Regions from separate parts of the Homo sapiens genome. Here region 2 is linked to region 1. A link is an interaction called in ENCODE POLR2A ChIA-PET data of the cell type or tissue named here. Cell type or tissue: HepG2. All regions are shown on one strand. Links, peaks and the distances in the headings refer to the core of each region. The heading gives the core; the rest is flanking DNA.

Region 1 (8,000 bases), core at 1-8,000:
ACTTTTTGTTTAGAATCCCCAGAAGCAAATCTATTTTAGTTATTGGACCTTTGTTGAATTGAGAAATACACATATATATCCCTTTTATTTAGTGATTTGCACTGTTTCTCTTAGTTTTTATTATCTCCAGTTTTTAATTCAGTGGCCTGAGTAATTTTTATATATAAGTAAGAACCCTAAAGTAAAAGTAAAGGAATCATTGTATTAGGGAAATAGCCAACTTTGTGACTATAGAGGAGCTGTTGTGGAAAATGGTGGGGGTGCTCATTACGTAACTCAGGATGATGAGATTATAATTTTTAACCCTTGTTTTTATGATAGCAAAACTGTGAGACTTAATTAGCATATTAGAATTTTAGAGCTATGATGGACCTTAAAAATATTTTATGCTTTCCAAGATGTAATTTATGGTGAGTGGGCATGCATTATCATTTACATATTTTAATGTAAATTAGAAAAATTATATTAACATAAATTTCATAAATTTTGCTTAGGACAGGACTAAAGTTATTTACATTTTAAAACTGTACATTCAAAGTGACATATCAAGTAAATTAACAGCGTGAATGTGGCTAAAATTATTAATGTAGTCTGTGAATGGCTGAAGCTTGGAAATTATATCAGACTAACCCTTTCTGAGACTCTGAGAGGTGAAGTAGCTTGCCCAAGGTCATGGAACTAGTTGGTAGTATTGAACCAGGATGAAACCCAGGTCTTCTGATTTCTTGACTGGTACTCTTATCATTTCACACTGGAGTGGGCAAAGTTTGATTCAGGGCATGAAAATTAAAACAGTTTCTTCATATTTCTTTCTGAGAGTAAAGACTGCAAAATATGGTAGGAAAAGCTATGAGTTCAGAGACATTAGTTGCAGGTCTGGTACTGTCGCTGTTACAGGTCTGGTACTGTCACTGACTAGCAGTATGATTGTAAATAGGTATATTTTTCTGTTGCACGTGGCCTCAAATAAATACATATACATCTAAAAAGGATAAAATGGTACTGTAGTCCACTGTGCTAAAGGGTTGAGGTTTGGGAATTCTTCCAGAGATTTACATTGTTCATCCATGGCCTTTCTTTATTGTATCCTTCCTATTGCATTTGTCCTTTTACCTTCCGGATAATCTAATTCAGTAATTTTTAAGTTCAGCAATGGGAGAGAATGTGAGAGTATGAGTGTAGTCTATACATTATCTATTTAAATTTTAGTTTATTTCTGTGTCAGTTGGAGTTGAAAAATAAGGTGGAGCTTTTTTAAAGCTTTAATGTATAAGTATATTGTTATTCTGTTTCTTTTCTCTGGTACTTATTTCTAATAGTCTGATTGAGAAAGACACTGGTTTTGATAATTTTAGATTTTATTACTGAGGATGAATTGAATAGCCAGTCCCACTGCCCTGCTTTCAGTGTCTAAATGTCACCCACATTGAATGATCCCATGGAAATAAATGGTGAAGATGTTGCACACCTTTGAAACTTGGAAGGGCTATGTCAAAAGTCTTGAGTTCTTTTGCTATATAGGCTGCTGCCTATAGACAACAAATACATTCTGGTTCAATAGTTAGCAGTATGTTCTTGGCTTGTAAATGATCTACTGTTTTTGATGTCCTGTTAAAGATATCCATGAATTAAGCTCCTGTAATAAATATGTGACAGAATTCATCAAAAGTTTATTCAGTTGTGGGTGTGCCAGGCCCTGTTCTGGGCCCTGAAGATATACCAGAAACACACACCAAGCTAAGGCCTTGCTCTGTCAGGCAGCTCACATTCTAGTTGGGAGAGGCAGACACCAAATAAATAAATATTTAATATAACATCAGTTAGTGGAAAGTAGTAAGAAGAAAAATAAGCAGATTAAGGAGATGAGAGTGGCAAGGAATTCTCTGGTAAGGTGACAAATGAAGTGAAGGACAAATAATGATAGTAAATGGTAGCATTATAAATTCTAGTTGCTAAATTTTTTTTCTCTGAAAATATTTTTAAACCTTATAGGTATTAATAGTTGAAAAACAACTCTTTAAAAATAGAATGTATTTCTGTGGTTTTTCTATGTATGGAAATAATGCAGTAGGACACCTGCTTAATTTTTCCAGTGATGCTCAAGGTTTGCATTGACCACCACTGTCTGGCTTGTGTTCCTTGAGGCCAGTGGCTTACATCTGTCAAATGGCTGGCCTGGTCTGAAAGAACAATCTCTGGCAGGACAACTGAGAAGAATGAGATTGAAACCCTGTCCTTGGCACTGTGAACTAGCCAGCTAAGCCAATCAGCACAGCCACCTTGGTTTAAGCCCTTAAAAGAGGGTTGTACTTTTTAAAACTATGCTTAAAATTGAAAATATCTACTAGAAACAGAAGAGAAATATTGTCTCCATTGCTTGCCATTCTTTCAGCTCAGATCATATATATTAATCTATTGTAAAGGATAACTTTCAAGAATTGTTTTTAACAATTTGAATTGTTGTTATTTTCTGTTTACAGTAGTCCCCCCTTATCTGAGGGGGATGCGTTCCAAGACCCCCAGTGGATGCCTGAAACCGTGGATAGTACCAAATCCTATATAGTCTATGTTTTTTCCTATACATACATACCTGTGATAAAGTTTAATGTGTAAGTTAGGCACAGTAACAACAACAACTAATAAAAATAGAACAATTATAACAGTATACTGAAATAACATTTATGTAAATGTGGTGTCTCTCTCTCCGAATATCTAATTGTATGTAGTATTTTCGGACTGCAGTTGACTGCAGAAAGTGAAACTGAGGGTAAGGGGAGACCACTGTATTTTAGAAGAAGCTGACTAATTTGTTCTCTGTCATTTGTTTTAAGTCTATGAGGAGTGTTTTCATAAATGAAGATGCACAGATGGCAGCCAGTTCAATCCTCTTCATATTTTTAAGCTTTTCCAGGTCCATGTTACGTATAGTCTCTGTAATGTGAACAGAATTTATTTTAGTTTTCAAGGTAGCAACATACATATGACATCTTTACCAATGACACACTATGAAATACATGTAGAACCAAGTGCTCTTTTTTCTAAGTTATTCCTAACATTGTTTTTCTCCTTTGTCCCTAACCCAAGCTCATATCTTTCATTAGCTATTCATTTAACAGTTTTGTGGATTCTTTGGCCCCAGTCTTCATAGCATTACAAATAGAAGATGGTTACTTTTCTTTCAAAAGACCCTTGGTCAGAGAGGCAGATGGCACAGTGGATAGGCTTCTGAAGTGGAGAAGTTAGCATAATTTATGGGTTTTATGGATTTATCCTCCTCCTAACATTTCTGTTTCTCCGTTTTGACTTTTGTCATAGTTCAAAGAAGGACATATTTGTTCCCTACTGGCTGTGTTACATCATATGGAATTTAAAGTCACTGGAATTGAGGTAGCAGTGAGAAGCATCATATGATTTAAAATAAAGCTTTGGGTCAATATTTACTGAAGTATTACATCAATATATTTCCTGTTTGGCTGACAAGAGTTAATAGCTGATTTTAAACTTGTTTATCTTTGCTCCTAGACAAAAGTTTTGTTCGAGGAGATTCTAAATTACGTATTTCTTTCTTGATACTGCTATGGAGGTGAAGCACATAGCAAGCCACTTTATCTTATATTTTGTATTGGTAAAAAATTTTATAAATTCTATGTAAGAATACAAAAAAATTAAAAGACCACTGTTTTTTGTCAATCACTTGTCCTTACTCTTAATGGTTTTATATAGTTTGCATGTATATACTAGGTTGGCTTATGATTTTGAAAGTAGAGACTCCCTATTATAATGAAATACTGAGAATGCAGAAAATATCATAGCACAATACTCTCATTGTTCCAGGGAGTTATGTTACTTAACTAAACCTGGATGTCGTTGTATGGAGATTAACAGTATTAAAAGGGGTATGCCACATGGTTTGATCAGTAATAAACCTCACCTCTAAATAATGGGCATTTTAAAATGCACTGAATTAAACATCTTTATGTCTGACTGAGGTCAAGAACATTAATATGCAGTTGCTTAGCAGGGTACCATTTATGCCACTGTTTGTCCAGAAAACATCTTGGTACAGGTTGCTGGGGAAGGGACTTTGATTATAACAGAAATCAAAAGCTTAAGAGTTTCCTTTAGAGACTCTGTGTAATCAGAACTAGAAGAATGAGTTATTAAACTGTAAGAAGCTGAAATTGTTTGGTTTGACATAAATACTTATTGAGCACCCATATGAGTTGGGCACTGTATTAGCTGCAGGGACTACAGTGGTGAGCAAGTGTGGGGATGCCAGAGGCAGATACCCTGGGAAAGGGAATGGAAAGATTGCTTCACTTCTAGCCTGTATTGCCAGGTCTGTTCCACACCTGGAACTCAAGCTGTACTTTGTCCAGTTTTTTTGTAGTCTTTAAAAATGTTCCCCACATACAGTGTTCCTTCCTGAGCTGCTGAGGAAAATGTCTCCCCTTTTAATGAGACCAGCCATATGAATGCCACTCAGAATCATCATGCATCCTTCTAGGATATGAGCTATAAATTGGGGACTCTTACTGGTATGACATAGTGTGTGTGTGTATATATATTATATATATATATATATAAGGCATATGTATATATATATATTAGGCTGAGAATATTTTGTTGTGCTGTGTGACTCAACCAGATGAGTTATTTTGTGAAAATATTAGCATTTTTATAGTGGTTGGTTAATTTAAACTCCACCAAATTTAATTTATGCTAAACCTTCAGTTGAATTATATAACTATGTAGGACATTGGACACATTTTTAATTGCATAAATATAACTATAAAGTAATATAAAATGCTTTCATGCAATGCCTACAAGATTTTTCATTTTTGTGTAGCTCTGTCAGTCAGGGATCCTTAAACTCTTCAAAACCAAATGCTAGAACACGTTGCTGAATAAATAAGGCCCTGGCATTGAACATTGTCTTGTACCTGCCCCAGGTATGTTCCCAACTCTTTTCACTCACTTCTACTATCTCTGCTATAACCAAGAGGTACCTGGGAAGAACCCCTCTCATTCCTCCTTCTTTTCCTAACATTGGAGCTCTTATCACATGTCTCAAAGATACCTGTGCAGTGAACAAGATCTTCACTGAAAGATGCCTCCAGACTTAGGAACTAAATATTTACACTGGCGAGGCAACCTCTAAACTCCTTGGAGCAGTGTCATTCTGCACACAGACCTGAAATGTTTGGGTTATTTGCAACCTTGATCAAGAAATGGGATAATGCCTGAAAAGTGAGTTATTTTTAAAAGAGGGCAAAGAGTAGAGAGTATGGTAGTATGATTGCACAGATACTTCTTAATCTTCCTAAGGAATCTGAAAAATAAGTTAAACTTGTCTTTGATTATTTGACCAAAAGAACTACCAGATTGACTCTTGAGTGGTAGCAATAAAAATAAAATAAAATAAAGAACAAGAGGCAATAGGCGCCTGCTTTGCTTGATCTTCCTAATTTTCTAGGTACAACTTTTTTTTCTCTCTTTTTTTTGAGATGGAGTCTTGCTCTGTTACCCAGGCTGGAGTGCAGTGGCATAATCTCGGCTCACTGCAACCTCTGCTTCCCAGGTTCAAGCGATTCTGCTGCCTCAGCCTCCCAAGTAGCTAGGATTACAGGTGTGCACCACCACGCCCGGCAAATTTTTGTTTTTTTTAATAGAGGCGGGGTTTCGCCATGTTGGCCAGGCTGGTCTTGAACTCCTGACCTCAAATGATCCACCAGCCTCAGCCTCCAAAAGTGCTGGGATTAAAGGCATGAGCCACTGTACCTGGCCTTCTAGGTAAAACTTATAAAGTACTTTTGGACCAGAGAAAAATGTAAAGCTAGGGACTTACTGGGTAGGGAAACGTGTGAGCATCCTTCAAAAGAGCTTTCACCTATTAAGTGCATGTCCCCAGATTGCCTTCTTCCTGGTTACTTCAGCTGTCTGAGTATTTGAATAAATTGTATCTGCCTCAATAAGACCACTTATTTTCATTAAAAAGTACTATCAAAACCATGGTTGGGTGCAGTGGTTCATGCCTGTAATTCCAACACTTGGGAGGCCGAGGCAGAAGGAACCCTGAGGCCAGGTATTTGAGGCTGCAGTGAGCCATGATTGAGCCATTGCACTTCAGCCTGGGGAACAGAGTGAGACCCTGTCCCTTAAAAAAAAATGTAATATCAAAACCATTTGCTTAATGCCCTAAATTGTGTATATGTATTCATTAAGCTTCAAACTTATGTGATAAGATGTTATGTATGCACGTGTGTCTCGGTAAGTATGAGGATGGTAGTGGAGTGTCACAGAGGTTATTTGGCACATAAAGTGAACTTCAAGTCACTTGTCATCACAATGTGCTGTTTCTTCTGCTGCCCTCTGACATTTGTTAGACGTTCTAGCACAGAGGCCACAGATGAGGTGGCTGCACCACCTCTTGCGTCTCCCAAGGAGTTGACTGTCAGCACTCATTTTACACACCCACCTGCAACTTCACTTCCTGGAGGCTTTGTGAGTGTGAAAATGGTCCTTCCTCCCAGAAAGAGTAGAGGCCCCCAGAGTATTATGTTGTAATTTTGAATTGTATAGTATCAGAAATATAACATTTATGAAAATAAACTTGGCCTATATACCCTGGACTTAAACAGATGGTTTCATGATGACTTTAGACATTTTTGGCTTTCCTTTAACTTCCCATTTAGTTATTTTTATGGTCTTGTTTTTAATGTTTTTTGGTTTTTACTGGTATCTGCATTGAAATTCTGCCTTCATTAAAGGCAGGAAGATTAGGAGATAAAGGGAAAAGGTGGTAATGATTAGAAAGGCTGACACTTATAAGAGAAGTCTTGACATATTTTGAAGGTCTTGCTCTGTCACCCAGGCTGGATTGCAGTGGTGCAACCTCTACTCACTGCAACCTCCACCTCACAGGTTCAAGTGATTCTCATGCTTCAGCCTTCTGAGCAGCTGGGACTATAGGTGCCTGCCACCATGCCTGGCTAATTTTTGTATTTCTAGTAGAGACGGGGTTTTGCCATGTTGGCCAGGCTGGTCTTGAACTCTTCGACTCAAGTGATGCATCTGCCTCGGCCTCCCAACATGTTGGGATTACAGGCGTGAGCCACCACACCTGGCCTCTTTTTCTTTTCTTAAGAATCTTTTGCTTTTCCTAATCCTAATTGTGTTTGAAAGCTCTTGCAAATTTGAAGTACAAGTTCAATAATGTAAAATTCATTACATTAAAGAATGAATAAGAAGAATGGTAATTCTTATTGTATGTTAGAGCCGTTCATGATTAAGCAAAAAGCCATAGAACTAGTAGTATTTATTGATTTAGTCAAAGCACCCTTTAATAGAAAACATGTGTTTGACTCTTGGCTCCATAATTATACTTTTTAAAAAGTGAAATTTGAACTTGTTGAACCTACATGTGATAATTTTTAGTAAGCTCTATTTGGATTATTGTTTAAAATTTTCTTTTCAGAGCAAAGAGAAATTATTCCAAGGGCCATTTTCTTCCTGTGTAACTTAATTAGAGAGAAGAGGCCACATGGTGGAGAATGTGGCTAGCCTTTTAATACAGTTTTGACTCCCTCCCTCTCTTTGTAACTGCCACAGAGTGTGGGAGAGTTTAATTTACGTTTCAGTGTTTCAAGTCTTTTTCCTATTGGATAGTTGCTCCTTCTATAAGAATTGTAATGATAATGTGATGATACAGTAAACAAGAACTGGGAACAGAATATCTTTTTTTTTAAGTGAAATTATATTGTTGATGTAAACGGTTGGCTTGACTCCATTTTAGGTAATTCAAGTTTCTTTTTCTCTATTTTTGGGAATAGGTCATAGCAAATGACAGAAGTCCCTTGGTGGGCAAAATTCACTGGGAGAAAATGGTTAAAAAGGTGTCAAGATTTGGAATACGTACAGGCACATTTAACTGTTCCAGTGATCCCAGGTAAGTTGATTAGGCAATTCTTAGAATTTGAGTCCTGACCAGGATCTTTCTT
Region 2 (17,082 bases), core at 4,149-12,148, 210 kb after region 1:
TGTTCCTCCATTCTGTGGGTATTTTAATTTTCTTGATGGTGTCCTTTGAAGCACAAAAGTTTTTCATTTTAATGAAGTCTAATTTATTTTTTCTTTTATTGGTCACACATTTGGTGCCATATATAAGAATCCATTGTCAAGTCAAAGTCATGAAGATTTACCCCTATGTTTTCTTCTGAGAGTTTTTTGTTTGTTTGTTTGTTTGTTTGTTTGCTTAACAGATGGGATCTTGCTTTGTTGCCTAGGCTGGAAAACATGATCATAGCTCACTGCCACCTCGAACTCTTGGACTCAAGTGATCCTCTCACCTCAGCCTCCTGAGTAGCTACGACTACGGGTGTGTACCACAATGCCCAGCTAGTTAATTTTTTTTGTTTTTGTTTTTGTTTTTGTAGAAAAGGGGTCTCACTATGTTTCCCAGCCTGGTCTTGAACTGCTGGCCTCATGCAATCCTCCCATCTTGGCCTCCCAAAGTGTTGGGATTACAGGCATGAGACAACATACCTGCCTGAGAGTTTTATAGGTTTAGCTTTTACATTTAGGTCTTTGATCCATTTTGAGTTAATTTTTGTATATGGTGTGAAGTTAGCATCCAAGTTTATTCTTTTGCATGTGACTATGCAATTGTCCCAGCACCATTTGTTGAAAAGATTATTCTTTCCCCATTAAATGATCTTGGCACTCTTTTCAAAAATCAGTTGGCCATAGACATATTTATTTATGGACCGTCAGTTCTATTCTATTGATCCCGATGTCTATCCTTCTGTCAGTGCCACACTGTCTTGATTAATGTTGGGTTTTGTTTTGAGGCAGGGTCCCACGCTGTCAGCCAGGCTGGAGTGCAGTGATGCAAACACAGCTCACTGCAGCCTCAGCCTCCTGGGCTCAAGTGATCCTCCCACCTCACCCTCCAAGTAGCTGGGATCATATGTGTGCACCACCACACTCAGCTAATTTTTGTATTTTTTATAGAGACAGAGTCTCACGTGTTGCCCAGGCTTATCTTGAACTCCTGGGCTCAAGCAATCCTCCCACTTCAGCCTCCCAAAATGCTAGGACTACAGATGTGAGCCATTGTGCCTAGCTGATTAATGTTGTTTTGTAGTAAGTTTTGAAATTAGGAAATTTGAGTCTTTTTACGTTGTTCTTTTTTTTTCAAAATTGTTCTATTCTGAGTCCCTTGCAATTCCATATGAATTTTAGAATCAGCTTGTTAATTTCTACAATGAAGTCTACTGGGATTCAGATGGGGATTCAGGTAGGCATTGAATCTATAGATAAATTTGGGAAATATTGTCACCTTAACAACATTGTCTTATTTAGATCTTGAATTTCCTTCAATAATATTTTCTAGTTTTCAGAGTGTAGGTTTTGCACTTGTTTTGTTAAATTTATTCCTGAGTGTTATTTTTGATGCTATGCTAACTGAAATTGTTTTGTTTGTTTGTTCATTTTGAGACAGGGTCTTGCTCTATTACCCAGGCTGGAGTGCAGTACCATGGTGATAGCTCACTGTAGCCTCAACCTCCTGGGCTCAAGCAATCATCCCACTTCAGCCTCCTAAGTAGCCCAAACTACAGGCACATGCCACTACATCTGGCTAATTTTTTGTGTATTTATTTATTTATTTTTGTAGAGATGGGATCTTGCTAAGATGTCTATGCTCATCTTAAACTCCTGGCCAGAAACAATTCTTTGTCTCAGCCTTCCAAAGCACTGAATTATAAGCATGTCCCACCATGCCTGACAAAATTGTTTTTAATTTCATTTTTGGATTGTTCAATGCAAGTATATAAAAATACAGTTGATCTTTTTCTTATGTTATATCCTGTAACCATGCTGAATTCAATTATTAGTTCTAATAGTTCTTTAGTAGATTCCTTAGGGTTTCTATTAATATATATAAGATCTGTGAATAAAGATAGTTTTACTCCCTATCCAACCTGGACGCCTTTTATTTCTTGTTCTTGCCTAATTGCTCTGGCTAAAATCTCCAGTACAATGTTGAATAGACATGGTAAAAGTAGGCATTTTTATCTTGTTCCTGATCTCAGGAGGAAAGCAAAGCACACAGTCTTTCACCATGATGTTAATTGTGGTTTCCTGTAGATGCTCTTTATCAGGTTTAGTTGCCTTCTATTCCCAGTTTTTTAGTGTTTTTATTATAAAAGGGTGTTGGACTTTTTTTTTTTTCTAAGGCAGGGTCTTGCTCTGTTGCCCAGGCTGGAGTACAGTGTCACGATCACGGCTCACTGCAGGCTCAGCCTCCTAGGCTCAAACGATCCTCCCGCCTCAGACTCCTGAGTGGCTGGACCCACAGGCATGTGCCACCATGCCTGGTTTTTATTTTTTGTAGAGACAGAGTCTCACTATTTTGCCCAGGCTTGTCTTGAACCCCTGAACTCAAGCAATCCTCCTGTCTCAAGCTCCCAAAGTGTTGGGATAACAGGCATGAGCCACTGTGCCTGGCCCTAAGGTTTTTATTTTTAAGTTTTGTGGGTACTAAATAGTAGGTGTATATATTTATGAGGTACATGAGATGTTATGATAGAGGCATGCGTGTTTGACTTTTGTCAAATGCTTTTTCTGTGTTTATTGAGACAATTATGTGGTTTTGTTTTTTTACTATTGATATGGTATATCACGTTTTGAATGTTAAACCAACTTTTCATTCCTGGGATAAATCTCACTTGGTCATGGTATATAATTCTTTTTATATGCTTCCAGAGTCTGCTTTTTTGTTGTGCATTTTTGTGTCCATATTTATAAAAGATACTGGCCTGTAGCTTTCTTTTCTTTTGATGTCTTTGGTTTTGGTATCAGGGTAATATTGGCCTCACAGAATTAGTTGGGAAGTGTTCTCTTCTATTTTTGGAAAAGTCTGTGAAGCCTTGGTACTGTTTTTTATAAATGTTTGATAGGATTAGCAGAGTGGCTCTCTGGGCCTGGGCTTTTCTTTGTGTGCAGTTTTATACTACTAATTCAATCTCTTTATTTGTTATAGATCTATGTAGATTGTCTATTTCTTTTTGAGTCTGTTTTGGTAGTTTGTGTCTTTTCAGAAATGTGTCCATTTCACCTAAGATATCTAATTTATTGGCATATAACAGTTCATAGTATTCCTTTACAATGCTATTTATTTCTATGTGGTCAGTAATAATGTTTCCTCTTTTATTTCTGATTCTGATCACTTCAGTCTTCTTTCTTTTTTCCTTGATTAATCTAGCTAAAGTTTGTCAGTTTTGTCGATCTTTCAAAAAACCAAATTGTGGTTTAAGTGATTTTGCAATTTTTCTATTCTCTATTTTATTGATTTCTGGTCTAATATTCAATATTTCCTTCCTCCTGCTTTTTTGGGGTTTAGTTTGATCTTCTTTTTTTAGTGTCTTAAGATGGAATGTGAGGTTACAATTTGAGATCTTTCTTCTTTTTTTTTTTTTTTTTGAGATGGAGTCTTGCTCTGTCGCCCAGGCTACAGTGTAGTGGCACAATCTCGGCTCACTGCAACCTCCACCTCCCGGGTTCAAGTGATTCTCCTGCCTCAGCCTCCCGAGTAGCTGGGACTACAGGCTCCTGCCACTGTGCCTGGCTAATTTTTGTATTTTTTTTTTTTTTTTTTTTTTTTTTTTGAGACGGAGTCTCGCTCTGTCGCCCAGGCCGGACTGCAGACTGCAGTGGCGCAATCTCGGCTCACTGCAAGCTCCGCCTCCCGGGTTCACGCCATTCTCCTGCCTCAGCCTCCCGAGTAGCTGGGACTACAGGCGCCCGCCACCGCGCCCGGCTAATTTTTTGTATTTTTAGTAGAGACGGGGTTTCACCATCTTGGCCAGGCTGGTCTCGAACTCCTGACCTTGTGATTCCCCTGCCTCAGCCTCCCAAAATGCTGGGATTACAGGCATGAGCCACCGTGCCTGGCCAAGATCTTTCTTATTTCTTAATGTAGGTATTTACAACTATAAACTTCCTTCTAAGCACTATTTTAGCTGCATCTCATAAGTTTGGAAATGTTGTGTCTTCATTTTCATTCATCTCAGAGCATTGTCTAATTTCCCTTTGGATTTTTTCTTTGATCTATTGGTTATTTAGGATTGTGTTTTTAAAATTTCCACATAATTGTGAGTTTCCTGAGTTTCTGTTTTCACTTTTTAACATCATTCCATCGTGATGGGAGAACATACTTTGTATTAGTTCTATTCTTTTAAACTTATTGAGGTTTATTTTATGGCTCAGCAGATGGTCTATCATGGAGAGGAATCCATGTACTCTTAAGAAGAATATATATTCTGGTGTTGTTGAATGGAATGTTACATAAATGCCTCTTAGTTTTAGAGTGTTAAGTATTCTACTTCCTTCTCAGTCTTCTGGCCTAGTTGTTCTATTTATTATTGTAAATAGAGTATAGAAGTCTCCAAGTATTATTGAATTTCCTATTTCTCCCTTCATTTCTGTCCATTTTTGTCACATATATTTTGGTGCTCTGTAACTAGGTACATATATGTCTATAGTTGTTATATCTTCCTCATGGACTGACATTTTATAATGATCCTTTTTAAAATCTCTACTAATGTTTTTAAATTTTAAACTCTATTTAATCTGGTAGTAGTATACCCACTCCAGCTTTCTTGTGGTTGCTACTTGCATGCTATATATTTTCTTAATCTTTTACTTTCAATCTATTTGTATCTTTGAATCAAAATATTTCTCCTGTGGACAGCATATAGTTAGATCTTGCTTTCTTTAATCCAGTCTGATGATTTTTTCTTTTGATTGTATTGTCTAATTCATTCACGTTTAATGTTTTTATTTATATAGTTGGATTTATGCATGCCATTTGACTTTTTTGTTTTCTATGTGTCATATGTTTTTTGTTCCTCTATTCCTCCTTTACAGCTTTAATCATTTAAATATTCATTTGATGTATTATATATTCATTAAATACTCATTTAATGCCTCAAATGCATGTTTTTAATGCAGCCATATAATTACTTTAATGATTTTTACTATATATTTTGAGTTATTTCCTTAGTGGTTATTCTAGGGCTCATTATATGCAACAAAACTTCAGGGACAAATTTAGGTTTATGCTAACTTAATTCCAATGAGATATAGAAACATTATTCCTATATAGCTCTATTCCCTTTTCTCTTTTTTGTGGTATTATTATTATACATATTACATTTATAAATGTTACAAACCCAAAAATATATTGTTTTAATCATTATTATATATGTTTTCTTGTGTCTTACAGAAGCTGAGAGAAGAAATGACAATAAGGATTTATTTCATAGGTTTTGTTATATTAATCTTCTTACTGATCACTTCCAGTTCTTTTCATTTGTTTTTCTGGATTTGAGTTACTATCTGGAGTCATTTCTTTTTTACTTTATTTATTTATTTATTTATTTTGAGACAGGGTCTCACTCTGTCACTCAATTTGGAGTCCAATGGCATGATCTCAGCTCACTGCAATCTCCGCCCCCTGAGTTCAAGCGATTTTCCCATCTCAGCCTCCTGAGCATCTGGGATTACAGGCGCCCCATACCTGGCTAATTTTTGTATTTTTAGTAGAAATGGGGTCTCACCATGTTGGCCAGGCTTTTCTTGAACTCCTGACCTCAAGTGATCACTGCCTTATAAGCTGGAGTGAGGGAAATTGGGGTCCCAGTATTCTCAGTGGGTACTACTGCCCAAGGTAGTCTCCACCCCATGAGTGCAAGCTGAGAGGAAGACAGGAGCCCCCACCAGTCAGCCACACTTACTTGGGATATTTGGGATAGGTAACTGAAGGCCAGATGAGAAATACTGATGCCCTTTACCTCCAACTGGGAACTGGGGAGAGAAGGAGCCCTATGTTCTTTGCTAAACCAGTCTGGAGTGGAGTTTCCATCTCACTGAGTTGGGAAGGTGGAGGGAGGGAGCATGTCTGGGTTCAAATATAACAGACTCTTGCTTTTCATGTCAAATTTTATTATATTTTCATTCTTTCTTTCTTTCTTTTTTTTGAGATGGAGTCTTGCTCTGTTGCCCACCTAGGCTGGAGCGTAGTGGCGCGATCTCTGCTCACTGCAGCCTCCGCCTCCTGGGTTCAGGCAATTCTCCTGCCTCAGCCTCCCAAGTAGCTGGGATTACAGGCACGCACCACCACGCCTGTCTAATTTTTGTATTTTTAGTAGAGACAGGGTTTTATCATGTTGGCCAGGCTGGTCTTGAACTCCTGACCTCGTGATCTGCCTGCCTCAGCCTCCCGAGGTGCTGGGATTACAGGTGTGAGCCACTGCACCCGGCCTATATTTTCTTAAATAAATATTTCTTCATTTGCTATATGTCCTTGGGACCATTTCCAGATATTTTAAATGGTTTTTTTTTTAAAATAATTGTCACCAGTTTCACTGAGGAGTGGGTCCACAGTGCCCCTGACACTGTCATGCTAGCAATTTCTCTTCTTTGGCTATGGGCTACTCATGAATGGGGAATGGGAAGGGAAATGATGTCCGAAGTGAGACAGCTCCCATTTGGCTGAGGGCAATTCTCTGGAGAAAAAGTCAGCCATGAGCTGTTAGCGGCCAACTCCACAGCAGCTGGGGGATGGATGTCTTACTCACATAAAGGGATCTGGGTAGGCGACAACAGAGTTCCATTACATCACTCAGAGCTGGGTCTAAGGTGAGGTGATTAAGGCACCCACTCTCAGGGTCACACAAGTGCAGGCTTGATACCTGAGAGGGAGCACATCCTTAAATCGTCCCCCAGTTTCCTCACTTGCTTCACCCTGGCCCTGGCCCCAACACTGCTACTCATCCTTTCATTCCTCCACTAACCATGGCTGTGCCTTTCACCCCACCGATAGCTCCTCCTTGAGGCATAACCAATTCCTCAACCTCCTGTGCATAATATTACCCTGTAAATTCTTCCATTGCAATACATAGGGCATTATATCATTTTTGTGTATGTGTATCTTAGTTTTTCCCTCACATCTTGCTCACTCACTGGACATTGCTCCACAAAGCCAGGAATACAGTCTAATTTTTTCCAACATCTTTAATCCCAAAGCATACTAGGCATTCAATAAATGGTTAACCAAAAAAAAAAAAAAAATGAATAAATGAATAGATGTTGAAAGAATCTAACAAGTCACCCAGTTCCTACTTGACAGTAAATCTATGAAATGCATATTAGAGCTGGATCCCCTCTTCGAGGGCATCTAATCTAGTGCTTCTCAAACTTAAATACAATTTACAATTGTTTTAAACAGAAAAAAAAATTCACAAAATCCCTGAAACTCATTTTGTGGACCCCAAGGTCCTTGTCCCCCAGTTTGAGAAAAGCTCACATATTGTCTTTAGAAATGGTTTAAACGATTTTTGACATTATCATCAAATGAAAGCAGGAAATTAAAAATTGCTCTTGGAACTAGGCCTCCTGCATATACCCCTCAGATCTCACCCCAACCCCTCATTTTAACTAAGTTTGCTACAGCTGGGGACTTGGAGTCTGCATTTCAGTTCTTCCAATGTTTCACTTTGGAGATTGGCAAGTTACTTATCAGAGCCTGTTTCCTCATTCATAAAGGTGCAATAATAACATTGATGTCATGGGGTTGTCACAGCCATTAAATTAGAAAATCCAGGAAAATGCTCTGGAAACTGCCCTGGGCCATACACATTTGTAATTATTGCTCATGGGCAAAGCATGGCACAGAAAGCTTCAGACCTTTCCATTAGCACTTTTGCCAGGCATTGTGGAGATGGGATGGAACCCAGTACAAGAGAATAGGGGATCTTCTCTCCCTGTCTCACATTGCTGGCAAGTCAAGATTGCCTTGTTTGCTCAGCTAGGAAGGATGGAGGCTTCCCCAGGGTACTGTTCTCTACCCTGGGGTGTTGTTCTGTTTCATTCACTACCTTCTTTTTTTTTTTTTTACATAGTTTATTTTTATTTTTATTTTTGAGAAGGAATCTCACTCTGTCACCCAGAGTGGAGTGCAGTGGCATGATCTCGGCTCACCACAACCTCTGCCTCCCAGGTTCAAGCGATTCTCCTGCCTCAGCCTCCTGAGTGGTTGGGACCACAGGCATGGGCCACTATGCCCAGATAATTTTTGTATTTTTAGTAGAGATGGGGTTTCACCATGTTGGCCAGGCTGGTCTCGAACTCCTGACCTCAAGCGATCCACCTATCTCAGCCTCCCAAAGTGCTGGGATTACAGGTGTGAGCCTGTAACACTGTAACACACTAAAATGCACTAAGACAACTTTGTGATGATTAATGTTGGGTGTCAACTTGACTGGGCTAAGGGATGCCCAGATAGCTGGTAAAACAGAGAGCTGGTAAACAGATTAGCATTTGAATCACAGACTGAGTAAAGAAGATCCAACCTCACTCAATGTGAATGGGCATTAATCTATTCATTGAGGGCTCAGATAGAACAAAAAGGCAGAGGAAGAGGGCATTATCTCTCTCTTGAAGTGGAACATCCATTGCCCTTGGACATCAGAGCTCTTGGTTATCAGACCTTTGGACTTTGGGACTTATACCAACTGCCCCCTACTTCTTAGACCTTTGGACTTGGATTATATGTTACAACATTGTCTCCACTGTTCTCAGGCCTTTGGACTCAGACTGAATTACAACACTGGTTTTCCTGGTTCTCCACGATGCAAACAACAAATTGTGGGACTTCTTGGCCTCCATAATCATGTGAGCCAATTATTATAATAAATTTCCACATATATGTATACAGAGAGAGAGAGAGACAGAGACAGACAGAGGGAGAGAGAGAGAGAGAGAGAGAGAGAGAGAGACTGTGCCTGACTTATAATGGCTCGACTTTACAATTTCTTTACTTTACAGTGGTGCAAAGGCAATAGGCATTCAGTAGAAATTATACTTTGAGTACTCATACAACCATTTTCTGTTTTTCACATTCAGTATAGTATTCAATAAATTACATGAGATAGTCAACACTTTAGTATAAAATAAGCTTGTGTTAGATCATTTTGCCCAACTGTAGGCTAGAGTAAGTGTTCTGAGCGCGTGTGAGGTAGACTAGGCTAAGCTATTATGTTCAGGTAGGTCGTGTGTATTAAGTGCTTTTTTTTTTTTTTTTTTTTTTTTTTGAGACAAAATCTCACTCTCGCCCAGGGTGGAGTGCAGTGGTGCAATCTCAGCTCACTGCAACCTCCGCCTCCCGGGTTCAAGTGATTCTCCTGCCTCAGCCTCCTGAGCAGCTGGGATTATAGGCATGTGCCACCACACCCAGTTAGTTTCTGTTTTTAGTAGAGGTGGGATATCATTATGTTGACTGGGCTGGTCTCAGACTATTCACCTCAGGTGATCTGTCTGCCTTGGCTTCCCAAAGTTCTGGGATTACAGGCCTGAGACAACACACCTGGCCCCTTAAGTGCATTTTTTTTTTTTTTACTTATAATATGTTCAAATTATGCCAGGTTTATCAAGATGTGACCCCATTGTAAGTTGAGGAGCATCTATATATCCTATTAGTTCTGTTTCTCTGGAGAACCTTGACTAATGCAAGCCCAGAGCACCCACTGCAGGGTCAGCCTGGAGCTCCCCTCCTTGGGACTTGCTGGAAATTGCACCTTGCTTACCTGCTGTGCTTTTGTTGTGTTGGGGGTTTTCGAGTGGTCTGAGTTAACCAGCTTCTCCAAGAGTGATATTTCCCCTTCAGTTAGATTTGCATCAGACATGAGTCTTAGACACTGTCTAATGCTCAAGGAATTTATTCTGGCAGCACTTTTATAAGACAGGAGCAGGCTGGTGGCATGGGCTAGATACAGTCAGGGGATCAGATGACAAATGACAGAGAGGGTCTCCATCTGGAGACTGTTCTCAGAGTTTGGGGGATCCTTCCCCCTTTCTTATACCTGCATTCAGTCCAGGTCAATTACCTCAGTTACAAAGTGTTTCTTTCATAAATGGAGTTGAAGCTATTCTTGTAAGAGTAAGCTTTGTTTTATGATTTATGAAAGTTGCATCTATGCTGAGGTGGCCTTGTCTCCTGGAAATCCATGGACCAGAGTTGGAAATCTCCAGGTCAGGTTGTAGCATACTACCAAGTGACCAGTAGTACCAGCCCTGCAAGATGCATGAGTGGGCCTTATGGCTGCCATTAATCTTATAGCCATGATATGCCTCTTCCAGTGTACTACACCTTTCCCCGTCCTGCTGCCCCCCACACCCTCAGAGATGTCTTCTGGAATAAGTCGACTGCACAAGACTGCTTCTGAGGAATCTCTCCTAAATGAGGGAAGCCCAACCTTCTTAGTCCCTTTGGGCTGCTGTAATGAAGAGTAATATACTGGGTGGCTTATAAATAACAGAAATTTATTTCTCACAGTTTTCTTAAATTATCTGAATCAAATTTAACAGTTCTGGAGGCCGGAAATCAGAGAACAGGTGCTGGCATGGTTGGGTTCGGGTGAGGGTTTCCTCCAGTGACAGACAGCTGACTTCTTACATCCTCACGAGGGAGAGTGTATTAACTCTCTGACCTTTTCTTATAAGGGCACAAATCCCATTCATGAGGGTTCCACCTTCATGACCTTATCACCTCCTAAAGGCACAAACTGCTAATATCATCACACTGGGATTAGAGCTTCAACATAAGAATTTGTGGGGTGGGGGGACACACACTTTCAGTCCATTGCACCAACCTAGCAGAGACTTTCCAGTTTGGCTTCAGGGACTCCTTCTCAGGCTCCTCTTCACATTTGACACCATGGGCCACTCTCCTTCCAAAGCTCTTTAATGCGACACGGCATTCTCCAGTGTCTGCATTCTCTCTGATGCTCCTTCTCTGCTTCTTTCTCTGGCTCCAAGTACTTCCTCCAGTCACTAAGGGAGTGTTCCTCAAAGTTCCTTTGTCTTCTCTTCTCTCTCTACACTTTTTGACTTGCTGATCTTACTCGCCATCATGGCTCAGCCAGTATCTGTTTTCTCTCCTGAGCTTCAATCTCGCATTACCAACAAATCTCCCATATTACCAACAAATCCTGGTAGCTCGTCTTCACCGTGTCTGGAATGGACTCTTCCTCCAACCTGCTTCCCCTCCCTGTCTCCTAGTTCTGTGAGTTGCTCCTCCACCCCACTTCAGTGTCATCTCAGGCTCCTCCCTCTACTTTGTTCCCCTTCCCAAGCAGTTGCCAAGGCCTCTTGATCTTGTCTCTGCAATTCTTGACTCATTCACTCTCTCCCCATTTCACCACCACCTCAGTAAGTTGAGTCCATATGTAAGTCCAAGACCATCCATGCCTTCTATTTAGTCTTGCATAATTTCTGGTCCTATCCCAAGATATTACAAATGTTGGGACAGATCCTGGGATCCCAAATTTCTTTTTCTGAAAGCATCACTAATGGATTCCATGGCTGTTACATCTGTTTATATCTAGTAGATTCATGTTATCGTGTTCATGTCAGAAGATATTAATACTGGAAATTATAGGCATTAGTGGTCAAAAAAGAAAGAAGCCCTAGACATTTGTGGAATAGAGAGGAGAGATGACTTAAATTCTTTGTACCACAAGCTATGACTTAATAAGTCTCTTAACAAAGGTTACTATAAAGTAAATGAGAAAATACTCATCTCATGGGCATGCATTGAGCTGTAAAACCACAGTAATTTGCTGAAAATAACTGGATCAATATACCTTTTTTATGAAACTTTGACTAAAGTGGTTCATTTATATTATCAAAAAGCAAATAGCTTGTTCCAACTGGGTAAAAGTTATATAAATATATCACCGACACCATCAAAATAGAATTCAAAAAATACCGACTTACTATTTCACTGACTTAATTTCCTCCACTGCAAAATTTAGCATGCATCTGTGTCGTAGGTAATTATTTATCTCATCTGCTCATAATAGCAACATCCTTCTTCCGGGAAACTGCCCCCTAGCCACATGAGTCTGCCATTTGTGATACTCTGTGTTCTGGCCACCAGTGAATGCAGGTGACACAAGTGGAGTATTAACTCCCAAGGGCTTGGTTTGGGCCGGGAATTGACACATGACCTAAGCCTGGCCAATCAGAGTTTTCTTGTTAGATTTTTATCATTCAAACTTGGAAAGGAGAGCTGTGGTTGCACACGGTGTGGATGTAATGCTGGGACTGCCCACGGCCACATCCCTTATCTTATGGAGAAGCCAGTCTAAGAAAACAAAGCTAGCAAGGAGATAAGAACAGAGCCCCAAGGACAGTATGAGAGTCCTGGCGGTTTAAGCCCTGGATCCAGCTGAACCTACTCTTTCTATAGTCTTTCTCCCTGAGCCAATACATTTTACCCTTGTGCCTAAGCTAATTTAAAGAGTTTTGACCAGCAAATCCTTGTAGGCAGAAGATATATTTTCTATCAATCTGTGCCTCTTGGCATCTAGAGCAAGTGAGGGTTTTAGGAAGACCTGCTGATTGATTAAAGACTAATTTATTAGACAATTATCCGAATCAAATTTAACTGAGTCATTTCTTTTCTCCAAGACAGGCATGCAAGTGTGCACGAGCATATGCACATCACATACTCACATACACACACAGACTAAGTTTGGTGGCCAGGCATGGTGGCTCATGCCTATAATCCCAGCACTTTGGGAGGCCAAGGTGGGAGGATCGCTTGAGCTCAGGAGTTTGAGATCAGCCTGGCCAACATAGCAAAACCCTGTCTCTACCAAAAAATACAAAAATTAGCTGGGCATGGTGGTGTGCACCTGTGATCCCAGCTACTTGATAGGCTGAGGTGTGAGAATCACTTGAGCCCAGGAGGAGATCTTGAGATCACGCCACTGCACTCCAGCCTGGGAGACAGAGTGAGACCTCATCTCAAACAAACAAACAAACAAACAAACAAAAATAGACTAACTTTAGCATTCCCCATTTAGCAGACCTGGAGAGTGTGCATGTGTGACCGAGTGTACGTGCACACACACACACAGTCATCCAACTCACACAATACTCTTTTCTAGGAATACAGAAAAGCTTCACAGGTCATACTGGCAAAACCAAGTTGTTTTTTCTTTCTTTTTTTTTTTTTTTTTTTTTTTTTTGAGATGGAGTCTCGCTCTGTTGCCCAGGCTGGAGTGCAGTGGCGCAATCTCGGCTCACTGCAAGCTCTGCCTCCCGGGCTCACACCATTCTCTTGCCTCAGCCTCCCGAGTAGCTGGGACTACAGGTGCCCACCACCACGCCCAGCTAATTTTTTGTATTTTCTAGTAGAGACGGGGTTTCACCGTGTTAGCCAGGATGGTCTGGATCTCCTGACCTCATGATCCACCCGCCTTGGCCTCCCAAAGTGCTGGGATTACAGGCATGAGCCACCACGCCCGACCAAAACCAAGTTTTTTAGGGAATGTTTTCACATTATGTATAAGATGGGGAAGAAAAAGAGTATTATACAGCTTTCATTTTGTTTCAGGGACTGTGCTTTGTGTTGTAATATATTTCCTCTCATTTTCTTACCACAAAATTCTATCAGGTGCACATTATTATCCCCATTTGACAGATGAGGGAGCTGGAGACATGAAGCTCAAGGCCACACAGCTGCTATCTCTATCTGGAATTCAGCATGGACCCTGGCTTGTGGACTATGCTGCCTCCCTGTGGACTATGCACTGCTCCAGAGGCAAAATGGAGACCACAACAATCCATTTCTTGAAACACAGCCTAAGTTTCTAGAATCAAGATAGGTGCATAGCTAAAGTATTTGTCTATGCAAATAGAAACGGGCACAACGGAAAGACCAGGGTCATGAAGGGAAAGTCAGCGAAGGGCGAAGGGGGTGGGGGGCAGAGAGCCAGGAGGTTTGCTGAGGCATTAACCGAGTCCCACGGCTGGCACTGGCTCTAGACTATGAGCTCACCCATACACAATGATCATGGAGCCTGTGCCACCTGATCCAGGGCTTGGCACAGGGTAACTTCTCAGTGTTTCTGACTGAACTGGGGGAGATTTATTGAATAGCATGGGAAGGAGTAGCAGTCCTCAAAATACTGCCTCCAGTGTTTTGTCCACGAAGATGAAGAAAATAACCAGATCTTGCAGCAGCACTGAAAACTACGACCAACAGGCAATCAATAGACAGATAAATTGGGATCTGATTATGAGGCAGATATAACCATTTTGAGGAAAGCACCCAAGCTACAGCTCCTGGTACGAACCCCAGCTTTGCCTTCTGAGTGCTGGATGTAAGTAAGCAAGCTTGATTCTTCCATCTAGGTTTTGTCCTTGGGCTCAGACACACAAAACATAGGAAGAACAAAAGCTGGCATTTAATCCACCCTCTAAATCCCTTGGATATTTATTTATGCACTTTGTGCATTTTTTGTACACTTCCCTTCTCTTTTATACCCTCCATTCTCACATCCCATATTTCTGGAGATAGAGGCTACCAATTCCAGGGAATGGGGCAGTAAGTGAGTCTTGTGTATGTGTATGTTGAGTGGGGGTTGGGGGAAGTGAGTGTGTGTATAGTACATCTTGGGAAGTTAGTTCTAGGAGTAAAGAATTATCGGGCCAGGTGTGGTGGCTCATGCCTGTAATCCCAGCACTTTGGGAGGCCGAGGCGGGCAGATCCCCTGAGATCAGGAGCTCGAGACCAGCACGGCCAACGTGGTGAAACCTAGTCTCTTCTAAAAATACAAAAATTAGCCAGGTGTGGTGGCAGGCACCTGTAATCCCAGCTACTCAGGAGGCTGAGGCAGGAGAATCGCTTGAACTCAGGAGGCAGAGGTTGCAGTGAGCCAAAACTGTGTGGGAGAGACCCAAAGGACCTTGCAGTAGTTCATCCAAGATATTCCATTCATTTAGGGAAACAGAGGAATGCAGACAGGGAGTATGAGAAAGCTGCCATATGGGTAGTGCAACGCTTCCCTGGGAAACAGGCAGGGAAATCAACCTACTCCAAGCTGTAGATTTGAGAAGAGAAACCAAGCACTGTGGAGATGACGACCCACAGCCACCCACCCCCAAATAGTCTGTGTGATCACACCTTGCCTTGTTTGATGCGGAGTGAAGAGAACTGGATTTATAACAACATTTAAAGTGACATTTAAATAATTTAAAACAATATTGGATTTACAACAAAATAATGATTTTTTTTTAACATAGTCTTGCTCTGTCACCCAGGCTGGAGTGCAGTGGCATGATCTCAGCTCACTGCAACCTCCACCTCCTGGATTCAAGCAATTCTCCTGCCTCAGCCTCCCGAGTAGCTGGGATTACAGGTGCGTGCCACCATGCCTGGCTAATTTTTGTGTTTTTAGTAGAGATGGGGTTTCACCATGTTGACCAGGTTGGTCTCGAACTCCTGACCTCGTGATCCACCCGCCTCAGCCTCCCAAAGTCCTGGGATTACAGGCGTGAGCCACCGTGCCCGGCCCTAGCTATCTTTCTTTTATCAATTTCTGATTTAATTCTATTGTAGTCTGAGAGCAGATATTGTGTAGTTTCTGTTGTTTTAAACTTGCTAAGATAGGTGCATGGCCCATAATGTGGTCTGCCATGGTGAATAGAATATATTTTTTACTTTTTAGTATGTGGAAAAACAGTATAATGAACTATATTTTCATCACTAGGCTTCAACTGTTATCAACACATGGCCAATCTTATTTCATCACTGGTTTCTCTCTTCCTGGCTAATTTAAAGCAAATTTTAGAAATTATATCATTTTATCAATAATTGCTTCAGTATATATTATAATGTGGGCATCACCATTGAGAATGTGGTCCTTAGGAATTCAACAAAATCATCCTGTACCAAGACCCACTGATATCCTTGCCTTTACCTACCCTACTCTATGCCCTATACCTTGGCCCAGGCTAGATGAATCTAATTTGTCTCTGTGCACTGAAAGGACTCTGCAGGTGGCTGATATAAATATGCCTTTGGGAAGCTACTTCGGGTGGCCAAGGGGACAGTATTGCAGTTGGCAGTCTGACTCCAGCTGTCACCACTTGTGAGCCATGTAGCCTCAGACAAGGCATTTAACCTCTAGAGCTGTATCAAGGTTTTTCTCTTCTGATTAAATGGAGAACATAAAACCTACTTCACCAAATTGTTATGAAGCTTAACTAAATAAAAGTGAAAGTCAGGTTAGTCATTATTATCACAGTTTATGCAGCAACACAATCATGTCAGGGAAGTCTTTAGTGTAGGGATTTCTTTTGCATACAGGAAGCCCTGTGCCAACTTTAGAGAGTCCAGAAAACCCCATGAAACCACAAGACCTAGGCACCAATTCCCAGAACAAGGCTGAATTTAGTCCCTGATAGAGTCTGAATCCTGACTATGGCAAGCTAGGCAACTCAAACTGTCCATTGTGAACTGGGCATTATCTAATCCACTGAGTCATAAAATTGGAATGTGCAGCAGTACTCAGTATAAAATGGAAATGGTGTTTACAAGATAAGGCCCAAGCAGGTATAAAAGGCTCAAGAATATTGCATAAGCAGGTGGCTCACCCTCCCACATTTTTTGCTTCTACTACTTTACCACCTCTCTCAGCCCACACCAGTGGCCTCAAGGGGAGTTGCCTAGGACTAGCTGACAGAAGAAGAAAAAGCACAGGCTTGGTTTGCAGTGGGTCTGCATGATAGGGCTGCAAGTGAACAGCTGCTGTTTTACAGCTCCCCTGAAGAGTGAGTCTGAAAGGCAAGGGTGAAAGGAAATCCTCTTAATAGGCAGAATTTTAAGCAGTACATCTGTTGTCCACTTACTGTAGAAGGCGAGATGCCCTGGAGTATGCAACTATACCAATTTATGATCAAGGATTAATGGATTAGAAGAGTGGTCACTGACTTCTGAGGAGCAAGATTGGAAGACTAGTGACAAGGAAGTCTTCAGGAAGTATGTGAATTAACTCTTCAAAACAGGCACTAAAAATGTACATATTTGTAACCACTATGAATGCTCACCAAAGGGCATCTACTGAAGAGGCAGCTCTCTGTGGTCTAGTGGAGTGCACAAAACAACCCATGTGTGGCTGAAAGTGATTTCCTTTCCCTAAACATTTTGATGCTTACTCAATGGGCCCATAAACAAAATGTCCACGGTGGCAGGGGTAGATTTTACAT

Evidence for each region. ChIA-PET counts read pairs that join two places held together with the same protein. Peaks named below come from ENCODE experiments on the same cell type or tissue, not always from the same donor. Only the 100,000 strongest peaks of a DNase experiment are listed, where the experiment ranks them.
Region 2: POLR2A ChIA-PET joins it to region 1 with 10 read pairs; 5 of 35 experiments call an interaction of 5 or more read pairs at or near these places.

Annotation. Positions count from the first base shown.
Region 1 is chr2:86,612,107-86,620,106 of GRCh38, reverse strand. The region is part of intron 3 of RNF103-CHMP3 (RNF103-CHMP3 readthrough); the gene reads left to right. RNF103 (ring finger protein 103) reads left to right here. Exons shown (of 4, transcript NM_005667.4): 3 at 7,833-7,948. CHMP3-AS1 (CHMP3 and RNF103 antisense RNA 1) reads right to left here. Exons shown (of 6, transcript NR_183901.1): 6 at 2,658-2,931. Among named protein-coding and RNA genes, the nearest start is that of RNF103, 7.8 kb to the left of the region's middle. RefSeq lists a silencer at 2,766-2,815. In HepG2, for the core only: no CTCF peak of the experiment used is centred there; a DNase peak (open chromatin) is centred at 4,331.
Region 2 is chr2:86,393,149-86,410,230 of GRCh38, reverse strand. No RefSeq gene overlaps it. Among named protein-coding and RNA genes, the nearest start is that of KDM3A, 40 kb to the left of the region's middle. In HepG2, for the core only: a CTCF peak has its summit at 9,563; a DNase peak (open chromatin) is centred at 8,590.